Linked DNA regions of Homo sapiens: region 1 is linked to region 2. The links are chromatin contacts, found by Hi-C or POLR2A ChIA-PET in ENCODE. All regions are on one chromosome and are shown on one strand. Each heading gives the region's core, a stretch centred on a gene start or an enhancer-like site at or near the end of the contact. The rest is flanking DNA. Distances are from core to core; before and after follow the strand shown.

The links. A loop is a pair of places that touch in the nucleus more often than their neighbours do. ChIA-PET counts read pairs that join two places held with the same protein, here RNA polymerase II (POLR2A).
Region 1: a map of mammary epithelial cell shows a loop between it and region 2 (1.9-fold over the local background). The contact joins two enhancer-like sites. A Hi-C loop is called at or near these places in 1 of 168 maps with a recorded cell type or tissue (mammary epithelial cell). POLR2A ChIA-PET finds 5 or more read pairs at or near these places in 3 of 52 experiments (AG04450, WTC11 and activated B cell).

What each region holds. Positions count from the first base shown.
Region 1 is chr20:50,304,561-50,311,368 of GRCh38, reverse strand. All of the region lies in intron 2 of LINC01270 (long intergenic non-protein coding RNA 1270), which reads right to left. LINC01271 (long intergenic non-protein coding RNA 1271) reads left to right here. Exons shown (of 3, transcript NR_109950.1): 3 at 120-658. Among named protein-coding and RNA genes, the nearest start is that of LINC01271, 13 kb to the left of the region's middle. RefSeq lists enhancers at 1,813-2,323, 2,324-2,835, 5,614-6,389 and a silencer at 5,023-5,317. Within about 2 kb of position 2,653, at least 31 of the 41 ENCODE cell types and tissues checked have a DNase peak (open chromatin) inside an H3K27ac peak, as active enhancers do.
Region 2 is chr20:50,237,208-50,244,624 of GRCh38, reverse strand. It overlaps LOC107985386 (a long non-coding RNA gene), which reads left to right. Exons shown (of 3, transcript XR_001754718.2): 2 at 1,778-1,932; 3 at 5,900-6,171. Among named protein-coding and RNA genes, the nearest start is that of PELATON, 27 kb to the left of the region's middle. Within about 2 kb of position 1,269, at least 10 of the 41 ENCODE cell types and tissues checked have a DNase peak (open chromatin) inside an H3K27ac peak, as active enhancers do.

The DNA.
Region 1 (6,808 bases), core at 1,404-3,903, 65 kb before region 2:
TTGAAATCCCATCTCTGCCGCTCCTCTGGCCAGAAGACCTGGACAACACTCCTCACCTCTTGGGCCTGTTTCTTCATCTACATAGTAGTGTCTTAGTCTGTTTTGTGTTGCTATAACAGAGTACTACAGCCTGGGTAATTTACAAAGAACAGAGATGTATTTCTAACAGTCCTGGAGGCCGGAGAGCCGAAGATGGAGGGGCTCACTCAAGCAAGGGCCTTCTTGCTGTCATCCCATGGCGAGGGCATCCCATGGCAAGAGGTGGCACGTGAGACAGCAAGGAATGGCCGAACTCACTTTCATGACAAATCCACTCTCTCCATCATGAAGCCACTCCTGCAATAATGATACTAATCCATTCATAAGGGCAGAGCTCTCAGGACCCAACCACCTCTTAAAGGCCCACATGACCTTTGGGAGACACGCTGAGACCCTGGCGGTGCGGGGTGAGGACGTGGCCCCTCCCCAGGGCACTGTGGTTGTTTCTCACACATATGCCAGATACTGCGCCTCGCAGCCACTTCGTCCCCATTGCCTCAGTTTGAGGCCAAAAGTGACACATCAGGCCACAGCCACCTACCCCGTCAGCCATCTCAGCCTCCGTGACCTGAAGGGAAATGATGAAAGACTTTTCTAGAAATAAATGATTTTTAAAACATCCCAGGAAATCATCCCTGGCTGCCGCTGGGCCCCCAGGAGGGAGGGCAGGCCTCTTATTCCCCCTGCCCCAATCCCCACTTGGGCGCCAGAACCAGGCTCTGACTGCCCCCTGTCCCTGGAAGCCCACCCCTTCCCTCTTCCTCACTCTTGTGGCTCCTGGGTCTTGATGCCACCCCCGTCTCCCCCACCCCATACGTGCACACACACACATGCACACACACGCAGATGCACACACATGCACACACGCACATACACACGCCTGAGCTCTCCGTCCAGCTATGAACGCACAGCCTGGTCCCCAGTGAGCCCCGATGTTTTCCTTCTTCCAGGGTTCAGGGGACAGATACTAAGGCCAGAGCTCCCTTCCTCCTTTTACTCCCTCCCTGAGGCAACATGGTGCCCATCTCACAGGTGGGCACACTGAGACTCCGAGATGCAGATGCCCACACTCTGAGCGGCTGAGAGGCAGGGAGGGTCACATCCTCCGGGAGGGGCAGGGGAGTCCCAGCGGCAGCCTGAGCAAAGGGCAGGGGCGGGGAGCCTGGCCCTCCGTGGGGTTCCTGGGAATGAGGCTTTCTACTGTGAGCAGGCAGCTCCGGGGCCTTGGGACCCCGGATGGGAAGAAGCTGGGCCCTTGTCAGGTGGCTGCCCCTACAGGTAGAAGTCAGGCACCAGGTGGCCACTTTCAGGAAGAGCCTGGCATTAGGAGAGCTGCTCCAGGGTGGGGGCCCCACTAAGCTCACCTCCCACCCCTCTGCCCCTCACTCACTCCCTCTGCTCCAGCCACACTGCCCTTGCTGAGCCTTCAACAAGAGGATCCCACAGCCTGGCCTTAGCACCTGCGGTTCCCTCTGCCTGGAGCACCGTTTCCCACCCCCTGCCTTTGCACGTGGGCTTCTCCTCTTTGTTGGGGCTTCTGTTCAAATGTCACCCCATCAGAGGGGACCTCCCAGGCTCTCTCCATCGCACCTTCTGCTTTATTTCCTTTGGAGCCCTGCTCACTTACTGAAATGACCTCAAATGTCTGATTCTCCTCAGCTAGAATACAGGCTCCACGAGAACAGAGGGCTTTTAAATGTCTTTCTGTTTTGTCCACTGCTGTATCTCCAGGACCTGGTAGCAGGCACGGAACACAGTGGTGCTCAATAAATGTTTGCTGATGTACTGAAGAAGTTTTGAAAAGATAAGATGTAATTTGTATCACAGCGGGAGGGGTGGGTGTTTCAGGGGAGACGTCCTCCAAAGAACTGGATGATTTCTCCAGGGTCTTAAAGCGTGTCATGACCAGCTCGACGTCACAACAATAATAATAATATTTATTGGGCGCTTCCTGCGGTAAGCACTGTACACAGATCTTCTCAGAGTCCTTCCAGCCACCTGTGAGGTCAGGGCTGTGATTATCCCCACTTTCCAGATAAGGAAACCGTAACTTAGAGTTACAGTTAGGGACTGCTCCAGGTCACCAGTGATTTGGTGGCAGGCCGTGGTTGAATACAAGGCCACTTCGACCCCTCTCCCACCACCCTGGCCTGCCCCTATCCCTCCAGAGCCTGAAGGTTCCCTGGAAACCACACGGTCCCTTGATCCCTGGCACAGCCAAGGGAGGTTGTGTGTCTCGCCCATCACCCCCTAGCTGGTCAGGGGCCCAGAGGGGATGATCCCTGGCTGCCGGTGGGCCCCTGGGAGGGAGGGCAGGCTTGGCAGCTGTCCTGTCCCGGGGACGCCAGGCAGCCGGGAGTTTCTCTCCCCGGACTTACTGTACATGATTCAGCGCCAGCCCCAGTTGTGAAATCTGGGAATCTTGTGGGCAAGGCTGGGCCTGGGGGATGGCCGTCTGGGAAGAGGAGGCCGGGAAGGGGTTAAGGGGGGTGGCGGGGGGAGGAGGGGGCAGGCGCCAGGCCAGACCAGCAGAGAGCGCACAGTTAGCACTGGGCCGGCTGCCTGTGGCGGGTGTCTGACATCACAGCTGCGTCAGCCCAGCCAGCCCCAGCCCCCTACTTCCTCCTCTCCCTGGGCAGCATCCTCCGCCACCTCCCCAGCCTCACTGTCCTGTCCTGAAAACAAGCAGCATCCAGTTCCCTCCTGGAAGGAGGCAGGGTGGTCAGGAAGAGGGACTTTGCATACAGGAGGGACTTAATAAATGATAGCCGTGATGTCTTGGAGCCAGACCATAATCCTGTGAGCTAGACAGGGCAGGTAGGAAGCTATCACACTTATTTTAGGAAAGAAGAGACTCAGGGTCTGAGAAGGGAAGGGACTTGCCCAAGGTCACCCAGCTGCAGAGTCATAATGACTTGAAGTGTAAATAAGGATCGTGTTGATCTTCCTCCACTCTTCATTAGAAGGACTAGAAGGACATGTGTCTCTTGGTGCCTGGTTGGGCTTCAGTGAATGTCCCAAGGCCTGGAATTTTCTTCCTCATCTCGTTAATTTGTTAAGTCAGATTAAACCAAACGAGCATTTGTCTGACTAGAGGAATAACAAAGGATTTCATAGGGACTATTCATATATCAGTGATGACTTATGGTAGTGAATAAAATAAATTCTGCATTTGAAATGTTTTTCTTAAGAAATTACAGACTGAGGCCAGGCGCGGTGGCTCACGCCTGTAATCCCAGCACTTTGGGAGGCCGAGGCGGGCAGATCACTTGAGGTCAGGAGTTTTAAGACCAGCCTGGCCAACATGGTGAAACCCCGTCTCCACTACAAATACAAAAATTAGCCGCCCATGGTGGCGCACGCCTGTAGTCCCAGCTACCTGGGAGGCTGAGGTGGGAGAATCGCTTGAACCTGGGAGGCAGAGGTTGCAGTGAGCCAAGATCTTGCCACCACACTCCAGCCTGGGCAACAGAGCGAGACCCTATCTCAAACAAACAAACAAACAAAAATCACAGAGTACCTACTCTGCTCCAGGCTCATTTACATGCGTCAGGCTCAGTCCTCATGGCAACTCTTCGAAGGTGGGACTATTACCCCATCTCACAGAGGAGAAAACTGAGGCACAGTGAAGCAAGTGATGCCTGAGGCCACAAAGCCAGGAAATGACAGTGGTGATAATAATAATAATAATAATAATAATAAAAAAAATGCTAGTTGGCCTTGATAAGCTGCTTCCTCCACGCACTGAGCATGGTATTTATAGGAGCACACTGGCTTCTTTGAGCTTCCCAGGAGGAGAGCACTCTTACTGTCCCCATGTCACAGGTGAGAAACCAAGGCCCAGCTGGGTTACATTACTTGCCCAGATCACACAGCTAGGAAGTGACAGAGCTGGGATTTGAAACCAGGCTGTCTGGCCTCTGTCCGTGCTCAAGCACAGTGCTGGGGCTGGACACACTGTAGGTGCTCAGGTCACTCAGGGGTGACTGAACTGGAGATGCTCAGGGCTTCAGAGGGCACCCCTCCTGCAAGCTACCCCTAGCATCAGCTCAGGGCCACCCTGAGCTGGCCTGTCGTGGCTGGGCAAGGAAGTGCAGTTATGTCTTCCCCAGGATGCCATTATTCCCACAGTTGCCACAGCCCTTGGGTGCACAGAACCACCATGAGGAGCTCCAGGATCCTCCCCATTTTACAGAGCAGAAAAGCCAAGGCCCAGAGAGGGTGGGTGACTTGCCCAAGGTCACACAGCATGGTCGTGTGGGCTACAGCCCCACTCCCAGCTCCTGAGCCTGCCCTCAGCTGCGGAGGCCATGGAGGATGAATTCCAGGAAGAAGAGGGGAGCCGAAACCTGGCCCTCCCTGACCCTCCCCAGGAACAGCCTTTCCTCTATTCCTTCCTTTTCTATCTCCTAGCTTGTGGGACTCAGCCTTACATGAACTGGGTCACAAAGGGGGACAGGAAGGGCATTCCTGGCAGAGGAAACAGCACGGGCAAAGGTGGACCGCATGTGGAGCAGGGAAGGAAGGATATCTGGTTGGGATGCTGTGGAGAGTGAGGAGCCGGGGCAGGGAGCAGCTAGAGTCAGGTAAGCGGGCCTTGAATGTCACGCTAAGGAGTTTGAGCTTTGTCCAGAGGCGATGGGAAGTCAGGAAGGCTTTAGAGCGGGGAAGGACCAGGATCACTAAACAGAGGGTGGACTATTGCCATCACCTCCCCACTATCCCCCCTGCCTCTGTCCTGGCCCTGGCCCCTCCAGCCCATTCTCCACTGCAGCCAGAGGGATCCATGAAAACTGAAGTCAGACCACGTCCCTTCTATGCTCAGAACCCTCCATGACTCCCATGTCCTGCAGAGAAAAAGCCAAAGTCCTTTAACAGCCCACGTGGCCCTGCAGGATCCGCCCCCCACGGCCTCTTGGCCCTCACGTCCTCCTAGTCTCTCTCCCTCGCTCACCCTGTTCCACACACTGGCCTCTTTGCTACACCCCAAACACAACAGCCACAGCCCCCACTCAGGGCCTGTGCACCGTTCCCACTGCCTGGAACACTCTCCCCTCCCCGCGGCTCCCTCCCTCACCTCCTACAGATCGTTGTCAGCTGTCACCTGCTCACCAGGCTGTTCCTGCCCCGCCCATTGAAATCCCATCTCCTTTTCCTGCTTCATTTCTCTCCCTAGCATGGATCTTCTCAAATGCAATATGCAACTTATTTATCTTGTGTATTGCCTGCTCTCTCCACAAGTGTGAACTCCACGGGGGCAGAGACCTTTGACCGTCCTATGTCCTGCCATGTCCCCAGCGCCTGACCCACAGGAATTGCCCAATAAATATTTGTTCGGTGAATGGATTCTTTTTTTGGCAGAATAACTTGGTGAGGACCTTCCCTGGGGATGCAGATGGAGAAGCGACCTGCCCAGGGTCACCCAGCTCACAAGTGGCAACCTCATCTGGCCCCAAAGTCTGTGATTTTTGCCTCCATTCCAGGCTGCCCTTCTAGGCATTAGGCCCCACATCAGCCACTGTACCACTGCATATGCCCACGAGGCTGCAAGCTGGGGTCTGTCCTTAGTTCTATCTTAAGCTAGAGGCTCAGAGAGGTGAGGTGACGTGCCCAAGGTCACACAGCAACTTACAGTGTGAGTTCGGCTCTTTCTGCCTCTGTATTTTGGGTACTGTCTTTAAAGCGGCTCTGCCTCTCCCTCCTCCTTTCCTCTTTCCAACCAATGTGTTTGCGGCTGGAACATCAGGCCTGTTGTGCGTGGCCTTGACATACACCATGTCCCGGGCCTGGCCCCGCCTACCACCCTGGCTGGGCCACGAGCACAGCGCCTGGTTCCACATGCCTCAGGGATGAGCCGCAGAGAGTGTGACCAGGCCCAGCTGACACATCTCAGAGCACATGTGGGTCTGCCTCCCACAGGCCCAGCCGGCCCCCCAACACCAGCCAAGTCTCAGCCCGTCATCGTCCCCCGGGGGTGGTGCTGGGCCTTGTGGGGCAGAAGGAAAGGTAAACCATGACCCTGAGGAGCTCAGAGACTGGGGTTCTTGGGAAGCCAATTCAGGCCTAGAACCAGGGCCAAAGTCTGGGTGGTTTTAGAGGAAAAAGAGACTGGCTCTGGGGTTGAAAACTGTGTCACCAGGGACCAGGCAGGAATTTAAAATGAGCAGAGTGGGCTGGGGTAAGATGATAAATAGCTACTATTCCTTGGCCTCAGCATCAGAGAGACAAGAGGGAGTGGTGGGGACTGGGGCACATGCCTTGTCTGAAGACAGTCACCTCTCAGCTCCGGTTGATGGTGGTCCCTAGAGAACAGGGCCCAATATGATCGGATGCTCCGTGCCCTGATTTTCCAGAGGGAATCAAAACACAGGTTTTTATGTAGTACCCACAGATTCTTAAATATTGGCTTCATTCATTTAAAAATTCTATGTGGGCTGAGGAAAGCCCCACAGGCTTGGGCGCCAGATTGGGCCCCTGAGGCCTCCAGTTTGCAGCCTCTGTTCGCTGCAGCTGAATGGAGCAGGCAGAGAAGGAGCAAATCTCAGCCTGACCCCGAGTCAGGAGCTATGGGTTGGGACGGTGGCCAGGACCCAGCTCCAGCAGCTCCAAGGGACGTGGAGAAGTTTTCTGTCATCTGGTCCCCTCCTCCACTCCATGGAGATGATTCCCCCGCCCGCCAGCTCCAGCAGGCTGGGGGGTGAAAGGGAGCCTGGGCGGGAGCCGAGGTCTCCTTTCTCACATGGGACACAGCTGTGGATGTTTTTCAGGC
Region 2 (7,417 bases), core at 20-2,519:
AACCAGCTTCCCAGGACACAGCGCTGTGACTCAGGGCCACACAGCAGGGCCAACCCAGGTGGCAGCTGGCGGGCCACCAGCACACCCGCACCCTTCCCAGCCTCAATCCCCAGCAGGGCCTCTGTTGCCAGCATAAACCACCTCGCTCACCGCTGTCCCCATCCACAGAGGATGGAATGAGGAAATGAAGACCCTGGCACCAGACAGCCTGGGTTCAAATCCTGCCTCTGCCATTTGCTGGCTGAATGGTCCAGTGAGCCTGAGCCTCAGTTTCTCCATCCATACAAAGGGTGAGCCATGCTGCCTCGCCTTCCTCATAGGGTTGCCACGAAGATGCTGAGTTCATCCGAGAAAGGGTCCTGGATCAGCCCGGGCAGAGTCTTATGCAAATGTAAGCCATTATTATTGTGGGTGCCCAGCCAGATGTGGTGGTCACTGACATCGGAGCCTCGAAGGAAGCTTGGGTGCCTCCGCTCACCCCGCTGGCCTGGTCAGCAGGCCCAGGAGGAGCAGGCCTCCTGGGGCACCTGGCCTTGGGAAGGTTCAGGGACTCTAGGTCCCCCTGCCAGGTTATGAGCTCCATGACAACAGAAATTTTTCCCTCTCTCATTAGTGGGGCCCAGTGCCTGGTCCTGGTGCCTGGGATAACGGCTGGCACACAGGCAGAGTGAGCCTCACAGACCTGCAACGCATGCCTTCACACAGGGCCCCATGCTTGGATTAATGCCGTTACCTCTTGAAATTCTTAATTTTGAACAAGGACCATCACGTTTAATTTTGCACACGACACTGAACATTCTATAGCTGGTCCTGTACAGAGTTGACAGCCAGTACACCTTTTGGAATGAATGAATGAATGAATGAATGAATGAATGAATGAATGCCGCCCTGAGGTGTCATTTCTCTCATTTTACCTCTGAGGATCATGGACTCCAAGCCCCCTTTTACAGGCGGGAGAACAAAGGCTCATGAGCTGAACAGACTCACCCAAAATCATCCAGCATGAATCCAAACCCAGACTTGTCAGGCCCCAAAGCCCCAGATCCCGTGGCCTCCTCTGGCATGTCAGGGGCAGCTGATCTGTGCCTGGGGAAGGCACAGAGCAGTGGATCTCAGGGCAATGAGGCCAAACAGCAAGCTCTACCCCACTATCAGAGCTGCTCTGCTTCCCTTTTCTCAGCTGGGGAAACTGAGGCCCAGTTCTGGGTAGCACAGGCCCAGCTTGGCAAGGGTGCCTGCCTGGGAGGCATCCTGGCTGGATGCCCGGACAGGGGGCGGGGGCCTCTGTGAATCGCTCCTCAGTCCCCGCCGACCACAAGCGGGTTGGGTGAAAGGCGGCTGCTCCCCGCCCGCTTCCCCGCCAACGTGGGCCCGAACAATGGGCCTTTGTGCCCGGCGTGGGCGCGTTGTCAAGGTGCGCAGCCCTGGCCCTGGGCCCTGGCCTCGGCCTCCATGAGGGCAGAGGGGCCAGGCCAGGGGGTCTGCGGGGGCCGGGAAACCCAGCAGAAGAGAGAGCAAGTCTGAGATTCTCACAATGAACGAAGGCCAAGGCACAGGGTAAGAGTGACAGGCACCCAGGGTCACACAGCACAAGGACATCAGCGGCAAGTTGGGAACCCAGGACTCCAGCCTTCCTCTCGCTGTGGCCTGAGTGTCCCCGCTGCAGCAAGCGGCTCTGGCATCCCTGCAGCTGAAACCTCCCCTCAGGAGGTCAGCAGGGCTGGAATCATTCCTCTTCTCCCTTCTTACACTCCCACGCCATGTCTTCCTTCCTCAGGGGCTCAGCCCAACATCCCCCGCCCATCTCTGGGAGGACCCCCAGATGGCATCAGCCACAACATTGCTCGGAAAATGTCTCCCGTCCACAGGTCCCTCCTGACCAGCTCTTCTCCCCAACAAGATCGTGTGCCCCTTGGGAAGCCACCTGGTCAGGTAGGCACTGCCATGAGCCCCTGTTACAGGAGAGAACTGAGGCTCCCAGCCGGGCAGGGCTCACTCGAGGTCTACACCCTGGATGCAGATGACCCTCACCTCTGTCCTGTGTGGGAGCCACAGGAGGAAGGTGGGGACAAAAGACCAATTCCTGCTGTTTAGCCACCCACCTTCTGGAGGGAAAGGCAGAGAAGTCAACCGCAATAGTAATAATAACAAGAGACCGCCAGGTATTGAGCATCTAGTAAGTGCTTTATGTCCGAAATCTCATTTCATCATCATAAAATTGCTGGGAGGCAGGTATTATTATCATCCCCATTTTACAGATGAGGAAACTGAGGTTCAGGTGAAGCAACTTGCCCGAGGTCAATCAGTTAATAAAGGGGTTCAAATCCTAGCCAGGTCCACTGAATGTCTGTGCTCACTCAACCCTCACAACCGTCTTATCAGGCAGGGTTGATGTTCCCAAATTACAGATGAGGTAACTGAGGCTCCAAGCCGCAAAGTCACATGCCCAAGGTCACACAGCTAGGAGGGGGGACCAGGGATTTAAACCTGGGCTTCTGGCCCCCAAGGCCCCCGTCTTGTTTCTTTCTTCCCCCACCATAACCAAGTTCCCTAAAAGTCCCTTGAAACCATCTGTGCCACCAGCCCCTCGTCCCCATCTCCCACCACGATAGACCCAATGTCCACCCTGCACCTCGGCCAGTCCTAGCTGGCCTCACCCAACGCATAACGGATATTCATGAAAAGCCAAAAAGAGAGTCCCAGTCGGGAATAAGCTAAATGTCCAGGAGCAGAAGCCTGAGGAAGAGCACTGTGGTCTGTCCCCACGACAAAGCCCACAGGGACAACCAATAGATGCACCCAAGCCACTCCGCCAACGGGGACGGAACTCCAGAACAGAACATCGGGTGGAAAAAAAGCAGGATGCAGAAGCAAATGTACAAGGGACGCCATCTGTACAATCCCACCCACAACCCAAAGCAGCTCCCCGAATCCCTCAGGGATTCCACGTGTGTCTGTGTGTCTGTGTGTGTGTGTGTGTGTGTGTGTGTGTGTGTGTGTGTGTGTGTAAAAGTCTAAAGATGTCCTACAACTGCTTTGGGAAACTGGCCATAGCTACAAAAACCAAGCATGTGCATATCTCATCATCTAGCAATTCCATTCCTGGATATAGACTAAGGGAAATGCCTGCTTATGTCTACTGTCGGATGTGTAAGAGAAGGTTCACAGCAGCACTATTCAAAATAGTGGAAACTGGAAACAACCCCCATCTCTGTTGACCATAGGGTGATTCAACAAACTGTGGTCTAGTTAGACAATGGAATACTCCACAGCCGTGAAAACAGACACAAAACTTGGATAGACCTCATTGGATGAGTTTAAGTGAAAGTGCCTGATACAAAAGAGCACAGACTGAATGGGCTCACTTATATGAAGTTCAAGAATAGGCAAAACCAATCTATCGTAATAGGAATCAGACCAGTAGTTACCTTTGAAGGGAGCCCCTGGAGGCTAGGAATGTTCTACATCTTGATCTGGTGTGATCCCATGACCATCAAACTACAATTAAGATTTGTGCATTTCGAGGTCAGGAGATGGAGACCATCCTGGCTAACACAGTGAAACCCCTTCTCTACTAAAAATACAAAAAAATAGCCAGGCGTGGTGGCACGGGCCTGTAGTCCCAGGTACTCAGGAGGCTGAGGCAGGAGAATCGCTTGAACCTGGGAGGCAGAGGTTGCAATGAGCCAAAATCGTGCCACTGCACTCTATCCTGGGCGACAGGACGAGACTCCGTCTCAAAAAAAAAAAAAAAAAGATCTGTGTGTTTTACTGTGTGCATTTACACCTCCATCAAACCAGGTGGATACCTTCATCAAACCAACAAGAGAAGGATAAAGACACACAGGGAAATCACGAGCATCAAATCCAGGTTGCAGTGACTGGTTTTTTTGTTGTTTATTTTTTGTTTTTTGTTTTGTTTTGTTTTGTTTTTTGAGACGGAGTCTTGCTCCGTCGCCCAGACTGGAGTGCGGTGGTGCAATCTCAGCTCACAGGTTGCAGTGACTTCTAAGAGAGATCCTTCTGGGCAGGGATATGGGGGGATCCCCTATATTGGGGTGGTTCCTTTTAAGGAAGAAAAGAACACAGAAGAACATAAGTTTCCAGGCAGTTGAGTGATAGCTGCGTGGAAACTTCTGTTCTTATCCTTTAAATTTTTTTGAATAGTAAAACATTAAAAATATTGAGAATCAAACCAGAAACAAAGCCTATTTCCACGGCTTCTCCTGCTCCAGAGCTCACAGTGGCTTCCTCCTGCCTCCGGGCTGTGGCCACCCTCCTTTGCATGCCATTCGAGGTCTCATCCTGGTCCTCAACCCGTCTTTCCAGCCTCTCACTCACCCGTCCCCACCAGCCAGGCTGGTCTCCTCACTCTTCCCCTAACACGCCTTAAACATTCCCATCTCCACGCCTTTCCTCCCACCTGGAATGCCCTCCCCATTCCTGTCTACTTGCTCTGTGCCAGGCACTGTGCCGAGTGCTGTAGGCTATTAACTCCTGAAATCAGGGGCTCGGCCATGGGGAAATTGGGGCATCACTTGCAACCACAAATAATCTCCATCATCACCCCCCAAAGCCGCCCAAGTAAACCAAGTAAAAAGAGTAGTGCTGCTAAGCCCACAAATTCAAGACAAATCACCCCATAGCCCAACCATCCCCTAAGACCCTCCAGTATAGAAATTCTGGCCCACCACTGGATTTAAAACTCACTCATCTCTTGGGATTGTGTCTTTAACATTCCCATTTTACACAGGGGGAAACTAAGGCTTAGAGAGGGCAAGTAACTTGCTTGAGACACTCAGCAAAGAAAGACTGTCTTTCTCTTGAGATCTTTTCCTCCTCCAAGATCTCCCAATCATGACTGACCCCCAAGTTTGTCCCTGCCTCAGAGCCTTTGCACTTGCAGTTCCCTCTGCCTGGAATGTCCTTCTTCCAGCTATTCCCAGGCCCAGCTCCTTCTCATCATTCTAGTCTCTAAATTCGGCCAGAGTCATCCTCCCAGATCCCCACCCTCATCCCCAGTGCAAAGCAGCCCCACGCCTTTCTCTATCACACAACCACAACTTAGCACCATACAATTGTTCCGCATGTTTATTCACTCATATCCATATCATCTGTCACATGCACACCGTCCTAGAACATAAGCACCAAAAGGCGGAGATTGTGTCTATCTTGTTCGGTGTTGTGTCCCAGGGCCTGGTGTTGTAGGCACTTAGTAAATGAGTTGGAAGAACATAGATCAGTGGCTGTGCCTTCCCAGGGCCATGCAGTGAGGAAAGGACAGAGAAGGGGATCAGTGACCAGCTGAGGCCAGATCTCCACTGAATCACTCAGCTCTGTTTAGGTTCAAGGCTGCAAGGGGTCCAAAGAAACAGGAAAGAGGCTGGGCGTGGTGGCTCACGCCTGTAATCCCAGCACTTTGGTAGGCCAAGGCGGGTAGATCACTTGAGGTCAGGAGTTCGAGACCAGCCTGGCCAACATGGTGAAACCCCATCTCCACTAAAAATACAAAAATTAGCTGGTGTGGTGGTGCAGGCCTGTAGTACCAGCTACTCGGGAGGCTGAGGCAGGAGAATCGCTTGAACCTGGGAGTCAGAGGTTGCAGTGAGTAGAGATTGCGCTATTGCACTCCAGCCTGGGTGACAGAATGATACGCTGTCTCAAAAAAAAAAAAAAAAAAAACAGGAAAGAGAGGCAACCCCCAGCAGGGCCCCGCAGCCCTGCAGCTCCAAGCCACTACCCATCAAATGGGCTGGAAAAGCCCCACGACCTACCAAAAACATAATTTTTGTTACTGTTTTTGAGTTTTTATAATAGTATAGTTTTGCTTTTCTAGTATTGTTAATTTTTAGTTTGCACTTTTATCATTGTAGTTAGCTCCATTTTTCCCGATGTTTAGCATTTTCACAGATGCTTGCAAAGCTCCTATGGCCAGGTGGAAATGAGGACAAAGACCCTGAGAGACAGGAAGAAGGAGACCGAGACAGAGGAAGCGGGCGGTGGCGGAACAGAGAGAAATAAGCGGATATGAAGAGACAACAGGGCTGGAGAGACACGGGGAGAGTGACAGTGACAGAGATGGAGAGAGCAGAAACCAAAACTCAGACAGATCTGACTCCCGCATCGCCTTCCGTAACGTGAGCCTCCATAACCATCAAAATCACAGGGTTGGGTGAGCATTTGCTAAGTGCGGACACTGTGCTAAACGCTTTTCTGTGAACGATCATGCTTGATTCTCACAACCTCCCTGTGAGAGGAGGGATCCTCTCATTCCTTGTTTTAAAGATGAGAAAACCGAGGCACAGAGAGGTTGGCCGGCTTGCATTCCATCACACAGCCAGCAGGCGGTGAAGCCAGGTGTGACCTCAGGCCCGCCCCAGACCCAAGGCTGAGCCATTCTCTCCAGTCTTGGAGTGTCTAGGTTTGTTTTAGGGCAGCTCTTCTCATTTTCAGCTGTGCTGGTGAATCCCTTGCAGACTTGTAAAAATGTCCATCCTAGGCTGGGCGCTGTGGCTCATGCCTGTAATCCCAGCACTTTGGTTGGGAGGCTGAGGCAGGTGGATCACTTGAGATCAGGAGTTTGAGACCAGCCTGGCCAACATGGCGAAACCTGTCTCTACTAAAAATACAAAAATTAGCCAGGGATGGTGACGTGCACGTGTAATCTCAGTTACTCGGGAGGCTGAGGCAGGAGAGTTGCTTGAACCAGGAGGCAGAGGTTGCGGTGAGCAGAGATCACGCCACTGCACTCCAGCCTGGGCAGCAGAGGGAGAGCCCGTCTCAAAAAAGAAAGAAAGAAAATGTTGGTCCTGATTTAACAGGGTTTTGGGGTAGGGGGGACCCAGACCCTGCATTTCTAATAGACTCCCAGGTAGGGTCAATGCTGTGGCTCCCAGGCCACACCTTGAGCAGTGAGGATCTAGAGGAGTCCAGTACTCTAGGACCCTTTGGCCACACCGGGGACAGGGAGAGCCCAGAAGCCTCTAGCCAGTCCAGCCACCATCCATACCCATCCAACCAGTCCAGCCACCATCCATACCCACAGGCCTTGGGGTCATGCTGGCCCCTGCGGTTCAGTTTCCCCTTCTTGGTACTTCCTGTTGATCCCGGGAATTCCCCATAAGCTGACTGTCCTGCACACAAAGGCGGCTGCACAAAGATGTGCATTGTGGCATTGTTTATAGGAAGGGCAAGTTGGAACCACCTAAATGTCCACCAGTAGGGTACTGTTAAATACACTAGGATCTGTGCAGCTATTACAAATGATGGTGGCAGCCGGCACAGTGGCTCACGCCTGTAATCCCAGCACTTTGGGAGGCCGAGGTGGGCAGATTGCATGAGCTCAGGAGTTCAAGACCAGCCTGGGCAACATGGCAAAACCCCATCTCTACAAAAAATACAAAAATTGGCTGGGCGT